2 separate regions of the Homo sapiens genome follow, and region 2 is linked to region 1. A link is a loop called in an ENCODE intact Hi-C map of the cell type or tissue named here. Cell type or tissue: GM12878. All regions are shown on one strand.

Region 1 (8,000 bases):
TTATTTAAAGATACCTTCATTTTGGATAAACAGTTAAAAATCAAACAGTAATTTCTAGATAATAAATAAAGTTTTATCAGAGAAAGAGTTACCATGAAATAGTTTATACTTGATAACCCTTCAATAGATGTCACAGAATTAAGAACATTATACAAATGTGTGTCACTAAGAAATAAATTGACTAGTGGGACTTAATTAAAATTAAAAACTTTTATGTAAGAGTCACCGTTAAGATAACCAAAAGATAAGCCACAGACTGGAAGAAAATATTTACAAAATAAATATGATATAGGATTTGTGTTCAAAGTGTATAAAGAACTATTAGAACTAAACAATTAAAAATGAACAATCTAATTAAAAAACAAGCAAAAGATATGAACAGATATCCCAACAAATAAGATAGATCACTAATAACCATATGAAAGGATGCACCATATCCTATGTCATTAGTGAATTGCAAATTTAAAAACTAAAACATCACTACACACCTGTTAGAACGGCTAAAATCCAAAACATTGACAAAACTAAATGGTGGGGAGTGATGAGAAGAGGGAAACCTTACTCATTGCTGGTGGAAATGCAAAGTGACACAGTCACTGTGAAAGAGTTAACATTTTCTTCCAAAACAAACATAGCCCATAGCCTTACCATATGATATGGTTTTCCTCTGTGTCCTCACCCATATCTCACTTTGAATTGTAATAATCCCCATGTGTCAAGGGTGGGACCAGATGGCATTAATTGGATTATGGGGGCAATTTCCCCAAAGCTGTTCTTGTGATAATGAGTGTGTCTCACAAGATCTGATGGTTTTATTAGCATCTGGCATTTCCACTGTTTGCACTCACTTTGTCCTGCCCTCCCATGAAGAAGGTGCCTGCTTCTCCTTTGCCTTCTGCCATGATTGTAAGTTTCCTAAGGCCTCCCCAGCCAGGTGTGACTGTGAGTCAATTAAGCGTCTTTCCTTTATAAATTACCCAGTCTCAGGTATTTCTTCATAGCAGCATGAGAATAAACTAATATACCACATGATTCCGTAATTGGACTCAACTGAGTTGATAAATTATGTCCACCCAAGAATCTCACCTGATGGTTTATTACCATAAATTATAGTTTTATTTATAATAACTAAACCTACAAACAACGAGGATGTCTTTCAGAAGGTGAATAGGTAAACTGTGGTATATTTAAACAAGGGAATATTATTCAGTGATCAAAAGAAGTGAGCTATCAAGCTGGGAAAAAACATGACTGTACCTTAAATGCAAATTGCTTGGGTTAAAGAAGACAGTGTTAAAAGTCTACATACTGTAAGATTTCATTTTTATGACATTGTAAAACAGGTAAAACTATACAGACAGTAAAAAGTTCAGCATCTTCCACAGGTTTTGGGGGATGAGTGGGAGAGAGTTGTATAGGTGAATTATAGGAAACTTTTAGGAAAGTGACACTATTCCTTATGATATGGCAATGGTGGATAAATGACACTGCAATTGTCTCAACCCGTAGAATATTACAGGACAAATATGTACATTGTTGTATGTAAACCGTAAAATTAAAAAAAAATTACGAGGTCAGGTATCCCTGAAAAGAGCACAGGCTGTGGTAAGAGAATCTAACTTTATTACTAATGTATGAAGCCATCTCACTGAAGGGGGTGGGGGAAAAAGTGCTGACCTTATGTTACTAAGAAATTATTACACTTATTACCTGGATAACTTATTAATCTATACACCAAATCCCCATGACACACAATTTACCTAGATAAAAAACCTGTACATGGACCCCTGAACCTAAAATAAAAGTTATAGTAAAAATAATTAATTGAGCTTATAAAACTAATGGCAAAATAAACTGTATATAAAGACTGCATTCTAGTCGGTAAAGTTTTCCATGAGAATACAGGTTAATAGTTCTGATACTGCTCTACTCTTATACTCCTATACTTGAATTGAACAACTAAGTAACTGGAAGTGTTCACAACAAACGAATAAAAACTCCACATTGATAAGGCTATGTGAAAGAGACATAGGGACCAACTGAAGAGCTCCCATTAGCCAAAGCCAAAATAGTTTCAGCAAAACATGAAATAGTATTAGATTATAACACAAGCTATAAAATAAATATCCCTCAGTCCATGCTCATGTAAATAAGCTTAGAAACAAATGAAGAAGACACAAGTCTCACAACATCAGAATTCCAACTAATTTATGTAGGCATATACACTCAAGGAGGGGCAGCCTGCTTCCCCATTCCTTTAGTGAGAGCTGTACTACATAGTGACTTCCTGACAAAGAGAGCAGCTGGCAAGCAGGAAACCAAAACTTGATAAAAAGGATCTCTGTCAGGTTGCTACAGTCAATTTCAACAGTAATAAACTATGTTTAAAGAGTGTAACTCTATGATGTGATTAAAAATGGCTCTTTACCTCTTCATTCCTCTTTCTCAAAACTGAGAAACATGTGAGAGAAAACACTAGACAAATTTCAACAGGGGGCATCCTACAACAACTGATCAATACTCCTTAAAATTGTCTATCATTAAAAACAAAATTCCGAGAAAGTGTCACAGCCAAGAAAATAATGTCTAAGGAGACATGGCAACTAAATATAATCTGGTATCCTTGATTGGCTCTTGGTAGGTAAATACTTTAAAAATCTGGGTAATGTGTGGACTTTAGTAATAATCTATCAACATTGCATCATTAGTTGTATTATATGTACCGCAGTGGATTTTATATGGACCATAATATATAAAATGTTAATAATAGGGAAAACTAGGTGACAGGGTATGTGGGAACTCTGTACCATCTTATCCATTTTTTATTAAAATTATTCTTGGACACAGGAAGGGGAACATCATACACTGGGGCTTGTCATGGGGTGGGGGTAGGGGGCAACGATAGCATTAGGAGATATACGTAATGTAAATGATGAGTTAATGGGTGCAGCACACCAACATGGCACATGCATGCATATGTAACAAACCTGCACGTTGTGCACATGTACCCTAGAACTTAAAGGATAATAATTAAAATAAAATAATTCTAAAAAATAATTTTAGAAAATTTTAAAAAATTAAAAAAATTATTTTTAAATTATTTTAAAACATTTAGTTACATTTCCACTTGTAAAAGGTATCTTTTATTATTTCCTGGATAAATTTCTTGGATAACAGTTGTAATTTTTTTTCTTCAATACTTTGAGATTTTACCTATTGTTGTATGGCATCCAATGTCTGTGAGGAAAAGGAAGCTTTAATTTGTACCATTATTTCTCTCTATATAAAATGTGTTTTTCCTACCCTAACATTCTGGTTGCTTTAAAGGTTTTTCTTGAACTTTATTGTAAGCTATATAGGTACGTGTGATTTTAATGATATTACATGTGATTTTAATGATATTATCTTTTGTTGGTTTGCTGAACTTTTGAGATCTGCAAGTTGATGTTGCATGAATACATTAAGCCATTATTGCTTCAAATACTATTTTATGTTCCCTTGTTTCTTTATTCTTCTTCTGAGACTCAAATTAAATTGATGTTAGAGCATTTGATATTCTGTTATTGTATTAGAGTTTAAGTTCCTGTTCCACTTCTGTTATTCAGATTGTAAAACTTGTGTTTATCTTAGATTTTTTTCTTCTCCATCTGCTGTTAATACTGTCATATCAAATACCGTATTTTTCACATCTATAATTTTTATTTTTTAAATATTTGAATCTCTGCTGAGAAATTTAACTCATTTTGATTATCTTTTCATGTTTTAGTTTTCATTTCTTATTTTCAACATTACTATCATCTTTTGGTCTGTTTCTATTGACTACTTGTTCTCTTTATCTTGTGTTATATTTCTATTGTTTGCATCTTTATTCAGCTATTTCTGATTGATATACTTGACCTTGTATATGATACGTGGTTAAATATTGCATTAGTCTGTCCTCACACTGCTAATAAAGACATACCCACGACTGAGTAACTTATAAATGAAAGAGGTTTAATTTACTCACAGTTCAGCTTGGTTGGGGAGGCCTCAGGAAACTTACAATAATGGTGGAAGGGGAGGCAGGAAGGAGAAGATTGAGAGCTGAGTGAAGGGGGAAGCCACTTTTAAAACCATCAGCTCTTGTGAGAACTTATTCGTTATTACTATTATAGTATGGGGGAAATCACTCCCATGATTCAATTACCTCCCACTAGGTTCCTCCCACTACATGTGGGGATTATGGGAACTACAATTCATGATGAGATTTGGGTGGGATTCCATTTTTATCTTCTCAAAGCTACCATTTTGCTTCTTGTGGACATTTAAATTACAGGTTGATCATTTCTCGAAGTTTGGATTTACATTCCATTATGTCAGATCACTTTTACCTTATTCCAAAGACATAGACTTACTCCTAAAACAAGGCCTTTTAGGAATTCTATCTGAAAGTTCAAGGTGTTTACTTACCCCTCTAACTAACTCAAATTTCTGTCTTTTGTGGTAAACAGCAGTTTTATAGGTGCTGAGTTTTGTCATTTTTTTTGGTTATTGCTCTCCTACTTGGATTACCGCAATACTTGTAAAGTTTAGGAAACACCCAAGGATTTGAGAGTGGTTTGTTTGCCAGTTTTAGAGGTTTCCCTATGGGGATTCTTCTCAAGATTTTCTCCCTCAATTTCAGATGTCTCTAGTAATTCTGATCTCTGTTCTTTTGATATTTAAATTTAGAAAAAGGACTCCAACTCTTTGCTGGAGGTAACACCTTGAGAAGTGCAGACCAGAAGTGGCCTCAGTGGAAAAATTATAGAACAATGCCATTCTTGTTTAAGAGGCCAATTTTCCTTTCACTTTTGCATAGTTATGGTCACCTTTCAGGTTTCGTGTGTGTGTCTGTGTGCGTGTGTGTGTGTGTGTGTGTGTGTGAAATCAAGTTCAATACTAAAGAAAAGGAATAAAAGAATGGCTACTCAATAGGCAGAGCAGCCTCCAGTTATTTTTATAATTTTTTGTAATTTTCTATTTCTACTACATTTTATAATTGTTATATATGGGATGTTTATTTTGATACAAGCCTGTCATCTCTGAAACTATAACTAAGTTTGATAGCCAAAATTTCTATATTTTTCTATTTTTTTTCTCTCTCTTGACTTCTCTCTAATTTTCTCAGTCCTGTATTTTAGCCCACCTATTACTTCTCCCAGTGGGGGTTCATCTGGTTAATTAATCCATTGATTTGTTTTTAAATTTCAGTAATAATATTTCAATTTGTAATAGTTTTAGTTGTTTTTTTCAAATATGATTCCTAACTTTATATTATCTTCTTCTCCTGTAGTACATCCATGTTTTTATTTATTTAAGGAAATATGCTAAAATATGCTTATGTTATATATTGTATGTATTACTTCTAATAACTTTGGTTGTAGCACACCATTTACTATGGTATTTAGTTTCAGCTCATTCCTGTTCATAATGAATTGTTTCCTTATTTGCTACATACAGATTTTTAAAAATCTGAACTTAGACTCTTTGGAATTGTGTGTTTGTGCTCTAGATTCACATGATATTTCCCAGGAAATTTGTATTTGCCAATTCCATGGTCCATATATTTGTCAAGTTCATGGATTACTACCAATTCAGACAAAGTCAATTGAAATTTTTGTAATAGAGATTTTTAGCACATGTAGTAGTATAAATATTAGCCATAGCCCTCATAGAAATCCGAAAGTTTTTTCTTCTTTCTGAAGAAAAGTCAGTTAAACATTCCCCAAATTTCTGCATCCAGAGACAGCTTTTTCCTAGTTCTCCTATTAAAATTGTTGCTTTTCAGTTATTTTGGGTCTGTGTGTGATTCTCTGGTTTATTCCCACCTTGCATGAGGTTCCAGGGATTTTCTCCTATCTCATGCACATGTAAAGATTATTTGTCGCCTCCTTGAAAACAAAACTTCAGTGCTTGTGTTCTTTCATGGATATATGCATTTTTATAATATCTGACCTCCAAAGATCTCCCTCATTTTCTTACCAGACTAATAATATATTCAGTTAATTTACACACACACACACACACACACACACACACAGATATGTTAACAAATACCTAATGTTCTCTATACTAGAAAAATTCCTGCAATAATTTTCCTTTCTAATTTTTGCCCAAAATGGAAAACCTAAAAAATGTAGATTTATAAAATGTTTTAATTTCTATGAGACATTGTCAGTATAGAAATGATACTAACTTATTTTGAAAATGTTAATTTACATTTAAATTAATGTATTTTTTTCAATAAATGCTTATTGAGACCCTCTTATTGCAAGGCACTGTCTTGTGGCTGAGGTAAACATGCTTACTGTCTGATAGGTAAACAGGGCTTACTGCCTGATAGGTAATAGCTATTAAAGCAATTACACAAAAAAGTATTTGAATATAATTGTGATAAATATGCAAAAGGTAAGGTATAGGGAAATAAAGGAACTGAATTGAGTTAAGAACATAAAGGGCCATTTAAACTGAGATGCAGAAGTGATTAGGGGTTAGCCAGTCAAATAAGGAGGAAGTTATAATTTATTTAGAAGAAACAGTGCTTGTAAAGCCATTGAGTTTAGTAGAAAGTGAACAAGTTTAAGACACTGAAATACAGGAAAATTGGTGGGAGATGAGAATAAAATGATAGCTAAGAGCGAGATTATTGATTTGTTGATACTGTTGATTTTAATTGTATTAAACTTTAACCTTCCTCCATATAATCATGTATTTATTCATTCAGTCAGCCATTGATTTAGTAATTCATTATTTACTTGGCTTTACTAAGTATCGGGTACCACTATAGGAAATGAAATTACAGTGCTTAACAAGACTGAGGGAGTCTCTGCCATATGTGAAATGAGTATTGGGGGACCCTAGACTACACATGTTAACAAATAAGTATGATAGATATCAATTGTAATTCTCCTTCTGGTCCCAATCATTTTGCCTATCAGAATAATAATTCTGAGAAAACGCTTACACCAAAATTTTCTGTAACTATGGACTTATTCCATAAATGCAAGATTATATAGAGACTTGAATTATATGATCATAGCCAGTGTTGGTATATTCTAGTACAGTTGTACCAGTAATTTATGGCTGGCCTTATTTCTGATTGGTATATATCTATGCTATACTATATTTTAAATATTCTGGATATGTTTAGTGTTCTTGCTGCAAGATGAATGTTATATTTTAGTAGATTTATTTAAAGTCCATTGTAGTGGTCCACAGGAGAAATGATGGAGTTTGGATTTGGAGCTGGTTATATATGCATGGAAGGTGAGCAGATTAAGCCCTATTTAAGAGAGAGAATCAATAGAACTTGATGACATTAAACAGAAATGGATGTGAACTATAGACCTCTTTTAAGATACCACCTGGTTTCTGGCTTATACAACTTTATGTATGTTTAAAATAAGGTAAAAATTAGGCCATAAGAAGAAGACAAGAAGATACTCCACATGTGTTTTTTTTCACAATATATGTTAAATAGAATTGTCTTTTACTAACCTAAAGGTAATACCACACAAGGTTTTCCACTGCTCCATGCTGTGAGTGTTGTAGGTTGAAAGTTAAAAAAAAAATAGGAGGTTTGAATAAGTCTCCAAAATTTCACGTGTTAGAAACTTAATCCCAAAATTAATATGTTGATAGTATTTGGAGGTGGGGCCTTTGGGAGGTAATTATGATTAGATAAAGTCATCAGGTTATGGCCTCGTGATGGGACTAGTGGCTTTATAAGAAAAAGGAGAGAGACCTGAGCTGGCATACTCTTTCCCTCTTACCATGTGAGGCCCTCCACCATGTATGTTATATTCCAGCAAGAAAGCCCTCACCAGATGCAGGCCCTTGATGCTGGACTTCTCAGCCTCCAGAACTATAAGAAATAAATTTATTTTCTTTGTACATTATTCGGTTTGTGGTACTCTGTTACAGTGACAGAAAGCAGACTAAAACAATTATATTAAGGACACAGGAGCACAGTTGTTTCG
Region 2 (8,000 bases), 400 kb after region 1:
TGCTGACATTACCCATGAAATAGGATAGAGATATTTGACTTAGATTAGTTATAGATGTATATTGCAAACTCTAGATCAACAACTAAAAAATTGTTTCAAAGAGGCGTAATTAATATGTTGAGAAAGGAGAAACTATATAGTGATAAAGTCATCAATTTTCCAAGAAGATTCAACCATCTTAAAGCTCTAAACACTTAACGACAGAGCAAATACATGAACAAATACATGAGACAATGGAATCATATAAAATGGTCAATTAAAATCAAAGAATGCAGAAAAAGAGAAGACAAAAATAGAAACAAAGAACAAGCACATAAATAGAAAACAGTTACAAACATAGTAGATATTGGCCCAAGTATATCAATAATCACTTCAAATGTGAATGTTCTATGTGCACTGATTAAAAGACAGAGTAATTGTTTTTAAAGGCCCTAATTCTTTGTTTTCTACAAGAAGTCTGCTTTAGACATGTAGACATATATGGTTTAAAGAGATAAAAAAGGATGTATCGCACTAACAGTAGTCAAAGGGAAACTGTAGTAGCAAAATGACTTGCAGACAAATCAAATGCCACATCAAGGAAGATGGTTGCAGATAAAGGAGAGGATTACATAGTGATAAAGTTATCAATTTTCCAAGAAGATTTAACAGTCTTAAAGCTCTAAGCACTTAACAAGAGAGCAAATATTAAAATTCATGAGACAAAGACTAGCAGAACTCAAAAGAGAAACAGGAAAATCCACTGTTACAGCTGGAGAATTTAACCCTCTGTCTAAATAATAGATCAGGCAGACAGAAGTCAGAAAGGATGTGTACGATATGAACAGCACTATTAATCAACTAGATCTGTTGATATTTATAGAATACTGTATCCAATATCAGCAGAACACACATTCTTCTTGAGTTCACATTAACATTCCTCAAGATAGACCACATCCTGGTCCATAAAACACACCTCAACAAGTTTAAAACAATAGAAATCCTACAGTGTCTGCTCCCAAACCACAATGGAATTAAACTGGAAAACAATCACGGAAAGATAGCTGGAAAATCCCAAACTATTAATACTTGAATATTCAATAACACACTTCTAACACATGGGTCAAAGAAATCTCAAGATAAATTTGTAACTATTTGGACTAAATAAAAATGAACATAAAACATCAATATTTGTGAGATGCAGCAAAAGCAGTGCTTAGAGGGAAATGTATAGCATCCACTGCATGCATTGGAAAAGAAGAAAGGTTTAAAATCAATAGCCTACCCCTCCATTTTTGGAATGTAGAGAATGTATATTTGAAGTATATTTGAAGTTGCAGCCCAAATGGAAATTCAAGCAGAATCAATGAAATTAAAGAGTGAAAAACAATAGAGAAAATCAATGAAACCTAATGTTGCTCTATGAAAAGATAAATAAAATTTTTAAACCTTTAGTGACACTAACAAAAGCCAGAGAGAAGACATGCATTACAATATTAGAAATCAAAGAGGAACCATTACCACTGATCTTGTAGACATTAAAAAGCTAATGAAGGGGCAGGGTGCAGTGGCTCAGGCCTATAAACCCAGCACTTTGGGAGGCCAAGGCAAGCGGATCACCTGAGGTCAGGAGTTTGAGACCAACCTGGTCAATACGGTGAAACCCTGTCTCTACTAAAAATACAAAAATTAGCTGGGTGAGGTGGCACATGCCTGTAGTCCTAGCTGAGTCAGAAGAATCTCTTGAGCCTGGGAGGTGGAGGTTGCAGTGAGCCAAGATCGTGCCACTGCACTCCAGCCTGGGCTACAGAGTAAGACTCCGTCTAAAAAAAAAAAAAAAGAAAAACTACTGAAGGAAAATGATGACCTATGGACCAATAACATTACAGAATAGGGAATCTGAATCATAATTGAAATAAAGAAGTGGCCATAACTAGAAATCCTTAACTTGGATTTGTTTATGCTATCCTAGGAGACTTTTGAGTTGACCCTGATTAGGGAATGATTTATTTTTATAAGGGATAGGTTTGGTTAGGTGAAAGCATCTTTCCACCTACCTTCCCTTCTCTCTCTCCCCCAACATCTCTCTCTAAAGGTACTTTAATCATTATAATTTATTTTTTAACTATCCAACAAAACTCTATAATTTATTAATTTATGTGGTCTCTTGTTTTAGTATTTCCTCCCCTGCCTGAATGTAAACTCCACAGTGGCAAGTATCTTGATCTGTACTGTTCATGGTTGTATCCTCAGCAACTACATTATTACTGGAACCCAGTACGAAATGTATAGATCTGTGCTAAATGAATTTCAGCTGCTGAGGAGTATATGTTGTAGATCTATGCCATTGCTCCTGTCACCTGATGCGAATACCCTTTTCACCTGTGAGGAATTAGCACCTGAGGTAGCAAAGCCTACTAACCACCAGGGCAGCGTCAGTCAAAATGTTCACTCCCCCTCTTCCCCTGTAGGGAAGATATGGGAACATGTTCTAGGCTGTAGTCATCAATAGGCCAACCTCAGTCTTTGAAACAGAAGCTAGAGGTGCAGGGAGGCATAAATGTACCAAATCCGTTCTGTCAAGGATGGCGGCAGTAGAAGAAGGTAGTGCTGGTTTCTGTAGACAGCAAGGACAGCAGCTCTCTTTCAGCACTCCACCCTGCGCATTGTTGATGCCTATGATATCATTCCTAAGGTGTGTTCTTGAAACCAGTTTATAGTATACCTGCAGGTGCGGTTCCTGACTCCTTGTGCTCCAAGACCAGGTAGGTCTCCAGGCCTCTCAGAGATTTTATGAGCTATGAAGTATTCTTTTAAATAAATATTAATTGTCTAAATTGGCTAAAGTTGTTTTCTGTTGCTTACATTCAAGCATCTCAAGATGCAATAAAACTTTCAGCAGCACACCACATTAAGTATCCAGATCAAAGCCACAAGCAATTTTCAAATGTTTTAGCCAATGTTCTCTCTACCCCTCAATAATACACATAAGAATTATAGAACTCTGGCCGGGTGCAGTGGCTCGCTCTTGTAATCCCAGTACTTTGGGAGGCCAAGGCAGGTGGATTACTGGAGGTCAGGAGTTCAAGACCAGCCTGGCCAACATGGTGAAACCCCATCTCTACTAAAAATACAAAATTAGCTGGGCATGGTAGTATGCGCCTGTAGTCCCAGCTACTCAGGAGGCTGAGGCAGGAGAATCACTTGAACCCCAGGAGGTGGAGGTTATAGTGAGCCGAGATTGTGCCATTGCACTCCAGCCTGGGCAAAAAGAGCACAACTCCATCTTAAAAAAAAAAAAAAATTATAGAACCCTGAAAAGTTTGTGGCCTAATCAGAACAGCAGCACAATAACTTTAATTTCATTGATTTGATGGGAATTGAATTGAATAGAATTATGACAGAATAAGATATTATTTTTATTTAATGAATTAAATGGATTTAAAATTTCTTTAGTCATTTCTTACCAGAGTGTTACAGGAGATTCAGTGCAAATAATGTGTATACGAACAAGGGCAGCATGGTCTTTGAATGACTTGAGGATTTTTAAGACTGACTTTTTTGTGTTTTTTTCCTCTCCTTACCTAGAACACCACTCTGAAATATATCATGCAGTCAATGCAAAACTATGTTAAAGGGAAGTCAGTTAGGATGGTTTTCATTTTCTACTTGATTTTATCGGAAGAGGCTTAGTCCAAAATACATACATACATAATATTAAATGCCAAGTCACTAAAGAAGAAAGCTTGGGTTAGCACCACTTGATCATAGCTTAGAACCATCCTATGCTAAAGAATTTCCCATATGAATAATGTAAGCAATTTCAAAGGCCATGTTGCTTTTCTTTGCCTTTTCGTATTTTCCATCAAATTAATTTAGAACATGCAAATATCCCTTTCATAACTTAATGTGCTACAGTAAACTGCAGAACAATTTTTGGGAAAAGGAGGTGGTTTGGATTGAACAGATTCCATGAATTTCTGTGCTAATTTAGCCTGACAGCTCAATGATTGTTCTATACACAAAGTTAAAACAGCAGAAACAAAGAGCTTAGCAGCAGGCACTCGAGAAGTTCTCTACTGCTCTCTGCTGGTTGCTATGTGATAGCCTTTAATTCTGTAGGCTTTTATCTTTAGGTGGGAAAAAAAGCTAATGTTGGGCAAAAGGTTTGCTTTCTATATCATAATTCACGTATGTACTTTAGATAATAGGAAGGTATCAATAATACATACAGAACACGTTTAAAATGCAGGCTATTGTTTTGAGATTTCTGCATTGCCAACAATGGCAACTGAAGAGATACTTATTTTCCAGCATTATGTTTTGGAAGGATAATTAGGATAATATATTCCCTCTTTATAATTTGCAGAAAATTTTCTTTTGCTTCTTCTATGTTTGAAAGTAAGTCAATTTGTTTACTTCTGAGTAATTATTGACCTACTATGCCTGGCATTCCAATGGACTGTTCTTCATCAAATAACTAGATTTTTATTACTTGTTATCCTCAAATGACTTAGAAGGCTTTCCCAGCAGGAGAAGGAGGAAAAAAGATAAAAGATGAGAAATGAGCTTACAATCTACTAGGATTTCTTGATGAGGTGAAATAGAAACATAGGCTTTATCGATGAGAGATATATCAAATGAGGTCTATGAGTGTTTTCTGAATTCTGTCTAGCAAAGGGCTCTTTTTATAATGGTGACATGCCATCAAAAATGGCATCTAAAAATTAAGGAAAATAATTACCTCTCTCTCTTCTCTCTTACCTCTCTCTTTCTCATATCTCTCTTTCTTTTTTTTCTCTCTCTCTCCTGTCTCTTTTTCTGTCCTAATTCCTAATAATGGAAAAGAGTAAAACTATAAGCCAAAGGTAAAAAAAAAAAAAAAAGTAAAGAAGTATCAGAAAAAACTGTAATTTGAATCATGTGCTTATTAGCTAATGCTTACAAAAATCAAGCACACACATCACAGAAAATAAACTGTGAGAATTCTGCTAAGTAGTGATTTTAAGATCAATATTTTGGGAGAGCCAGGTAATTAACTGTACCGTGGAAGGGCTCTGGAGCGGACCTAGACAGACTTTGAGTACTATTCTATGTGTGATAAGGTGATGTCATGAGAAGGGGCTGGAGATAAAGATGGAAGTGAACGTATGGGTGGAATTAGCCATCCTGCTTAGGAGAAAAAGAGGAAAAGCAGAGTGGAGGGTGCAGCCTCTCAACCGCCATTTATCAGCATGACACTCATGTCCTATAAAGTTGCTGAGATGGAGAATAGGATAAATGTGAGTCTCTGTCTCTCTTCAGAGAAAATTCATATTAATCAGGATCAATCAGACCAATAGAAATAATCCTGGTATGTTAAAAAGGAAGGAATTTGATGGAGAAGTCGATGTTTGCAAAACCATTAGAATGACTGGGCAATAGAGACCCCTGATGCCAAGAACTAGCCTTCAGGAAACCAGAAAGAACTGGAATCACAGGAGTCTGCCGGGGTGCCTGTTGCTAGCTACCTGGACTACCAAAGTGAGTGGTTCTCAGTAGGATGCCACCTCTTTACATATTAAATAGCCAACAAATCTTCCTACATGTCTTTGGGCCTCAAAACCCATTTATGGAGATGTTTCATATTTATACGTAGTCCTATCTGTCATTAGTCTTTATGGCTTCTGGATTTAGTGTCTTATTTAGGGAGGAATTTTCTAATGCAATATGGCAAAGATACATTTTATGTTCTAATATTTTCTGTCTAATAAATGGTTTCATTTTTAAGTTTAATTCATCTGATATTTATTTACATATTATCATTCCAGATTGAACTGCAGAATCAACCTGTAAAATTTCATTTCAAATATCCCTTAGAGATTTTGATTGTGGTTAGATTGAATATATGGATTAATTTTAAAGGAAATTTGCTCTTTGTAATATGGAAACTTTTCTCTCTTTTTTTTTCAAAGGTTGATATGTCTCTGTTTTAATTTTTGTGGGTACATAGTAGATGTATATATTTGTGTGATACATTGGATGTTTGGATATAGGTATAAAATATGAAATAAGCACTTCATGGAGAATGGGGTACCCATCAAGGATTTATCCTTTGAGTTACAAACAATCCAATTATGCTCTTTATTTTAAAATATACAATTCAGTTATTATTAACTAGCCACCCTGTTGTGTTCCTAATGAAAAGCTTCAATACTGTTTACAATGTTAAAACTTTCACTCAGAAACAGTGTTTCTTGTTCTTAAATTACTTTTTTAATCTATCAGTAAAATGTTATAGCTTTCTTTCTTTAAACTGTATTCTTTTCTTCCTAGGTTTAATCCTAGATATTTTGTGTATTTTGAGAAAGGAATCTTATTTCTTTTATTTTTACAAAATTGCGATCACTAATACATTGAGAATCATTAATTTCTGTATGTTATTCTGGCATCCAGTCACACTCAAACTCATCTATAATTTTTCATTATTTTTCTATTGATTGTCATGCCTTTTTAAGTCTAAATATAGAGACTTTTTTTCTCTTCCTCCTCTACTATTTTTTATTTCTGATTGTATTGGAAACCTGTCATTATTATTATTTTTGCTGCTGTTTTCTAACATATGTCATTAAGAAAGTATCCATTATCCCAAGTCTAACAGTTTTCAACAGAAACAGTTGTAAATTACAAATTATTTTTGAATCTATTGAAAGGATTTATTAGTGTTTTGTCTTCTTTACTCTAAAGCCAGCAAATCATTTTAGTGGCTTCTCTTGAATGATTTGCACATTCTGTCATGGATCTTCAATAGCAGCTAGTGGTTCTGGTTATTTTGTAGACCCTTCTTTTGTGCTGTTGAGTTTCCTTACATTATTTAGAGCTTAACAATATTGTTATTATTACTGTTAATTATTTTGTTCTATTTATGTCACACAGCAGAATTTCTTTCTTCTTTCGTTTCTGTTTTTTTTTTTTTTTTGAGACAGTCTCTCTCTGTCACCCAGGCGGATGCTGGCCCCAGGCTTCTTATATACTCTATAGAACCATGAGTCAAAATAAGCCTCTGTATAAATTACCCAGTGCCAGTGTTCCTTTTTAGCAACACAAAGGGAACTAAAAGAAGGGGGGAATACTGTATATGGATTCCTCCAAGAAGTGCAGACTCAGGCCAAATTTAGTTACCCATTCTCAGTGTTTCTGTTGCATGCCAGGCTTATCTCTGCCATGACACTCACCACATCCTGTTTTAATTGTTGAGTCCTTTGCTCTATCCCCCTTGGAAGATAAGCTTTTTTGAGGCTGGTGATTGTGTTTAGTTGTCTTGGTCCTCCTCGAAGGAAGCCTTATTTGCAGAACTGATACTTCCCTGAGGAAGAAGGAATTCCATTAGTGGATAATAGCTTCATCTCCTCCCCAAGTGTCTCTGTCTTATCCATGGTAATTGCCTGCTATATAAATTTTGGACTCGCCTAGGCAACTCTCACAATCATGTAAGCCAATTTCTTTCAATATCTATCAATCTCTCTGTGTCTCTCTCTCTCTATGTTTGTCTGTCTATCTATCTATCTATCTATCTATCTATCTATCTATCTATCTATCATTGTTCTATATCTCTATTTCTATTTCTCTACCCATCTGTCTTAATCTATTTAGGCTACTATAACAAAATACCATAAACTAGGTATCTTATAAACAACAGAACTTTATTTCTCATAGTTCTGGAGGCTGGACTATCTAAGATCAAGGAGTCAACAGATTTGGCATCTGGTGAAGGTTTGCTTCCTAGTTCACAGATGGAACCTTCTCTCTGTGTGACCTCATATGGTAGAAGGGGAAAAGGAGCTTCTGCAGTATTTTTTATAAGAATACTAACCCCAATCATGATGATTCTGCCCTCATGACCGTATCACTTCCCAATGATGCACCTCCTAATACCATGACATTGATGATTAGATTGCAACATGTATATTTGTGAGGGACATAAACATTCAGACCCTAGCTCCATTCATCTACTTATCCATCTTCCACATATCTACACATCT

What was found. Hi-C counts contacts between places; a loop is a spot of excess contacts. Peaks named below come from ENCODE experiments on the same cell type or tissue, not always from the same donor. Only the 100,000 strongest peaks of a DNase experiment are listed, where the experiment ranks them.
Region 2: a loop joins it to region 1, with 4 times the contacts of the local background. A loop is called at or near these places in 4 of 110 quality-filtered maps.

Annotation. Positions count from the first base shown.
Region 1 is chr10:9,738,125-9,746,124 of GRCh38, reverse strand. The region is part of intron 3 of LINC02663 (long intergenic non-protein coding RNA 2663); the gene reads left to right. Among named protein-coding and RNA genes, the nearest start is that of LINC02663, 140 kb to the left of the region's middle. In GM12878, no CTCF peak of the experiment used is centred here; no DNase peak of the experiment used is centred here.
Region 2 is chr10:9,339,114-9,347,113 of GRCh38, reverse strand. No RefSeq gene overlaps it. Among named protein-coding and RNA genes, the nearest start is that of LINC00709, 68 kb to the right of the region's middle. RefSeq lists an enhancer at 3,740-4,256. In GM12878, a CTCF peak has its summit at 4,056 (motif pointing left); no DNase peak of the experiment used is centred here.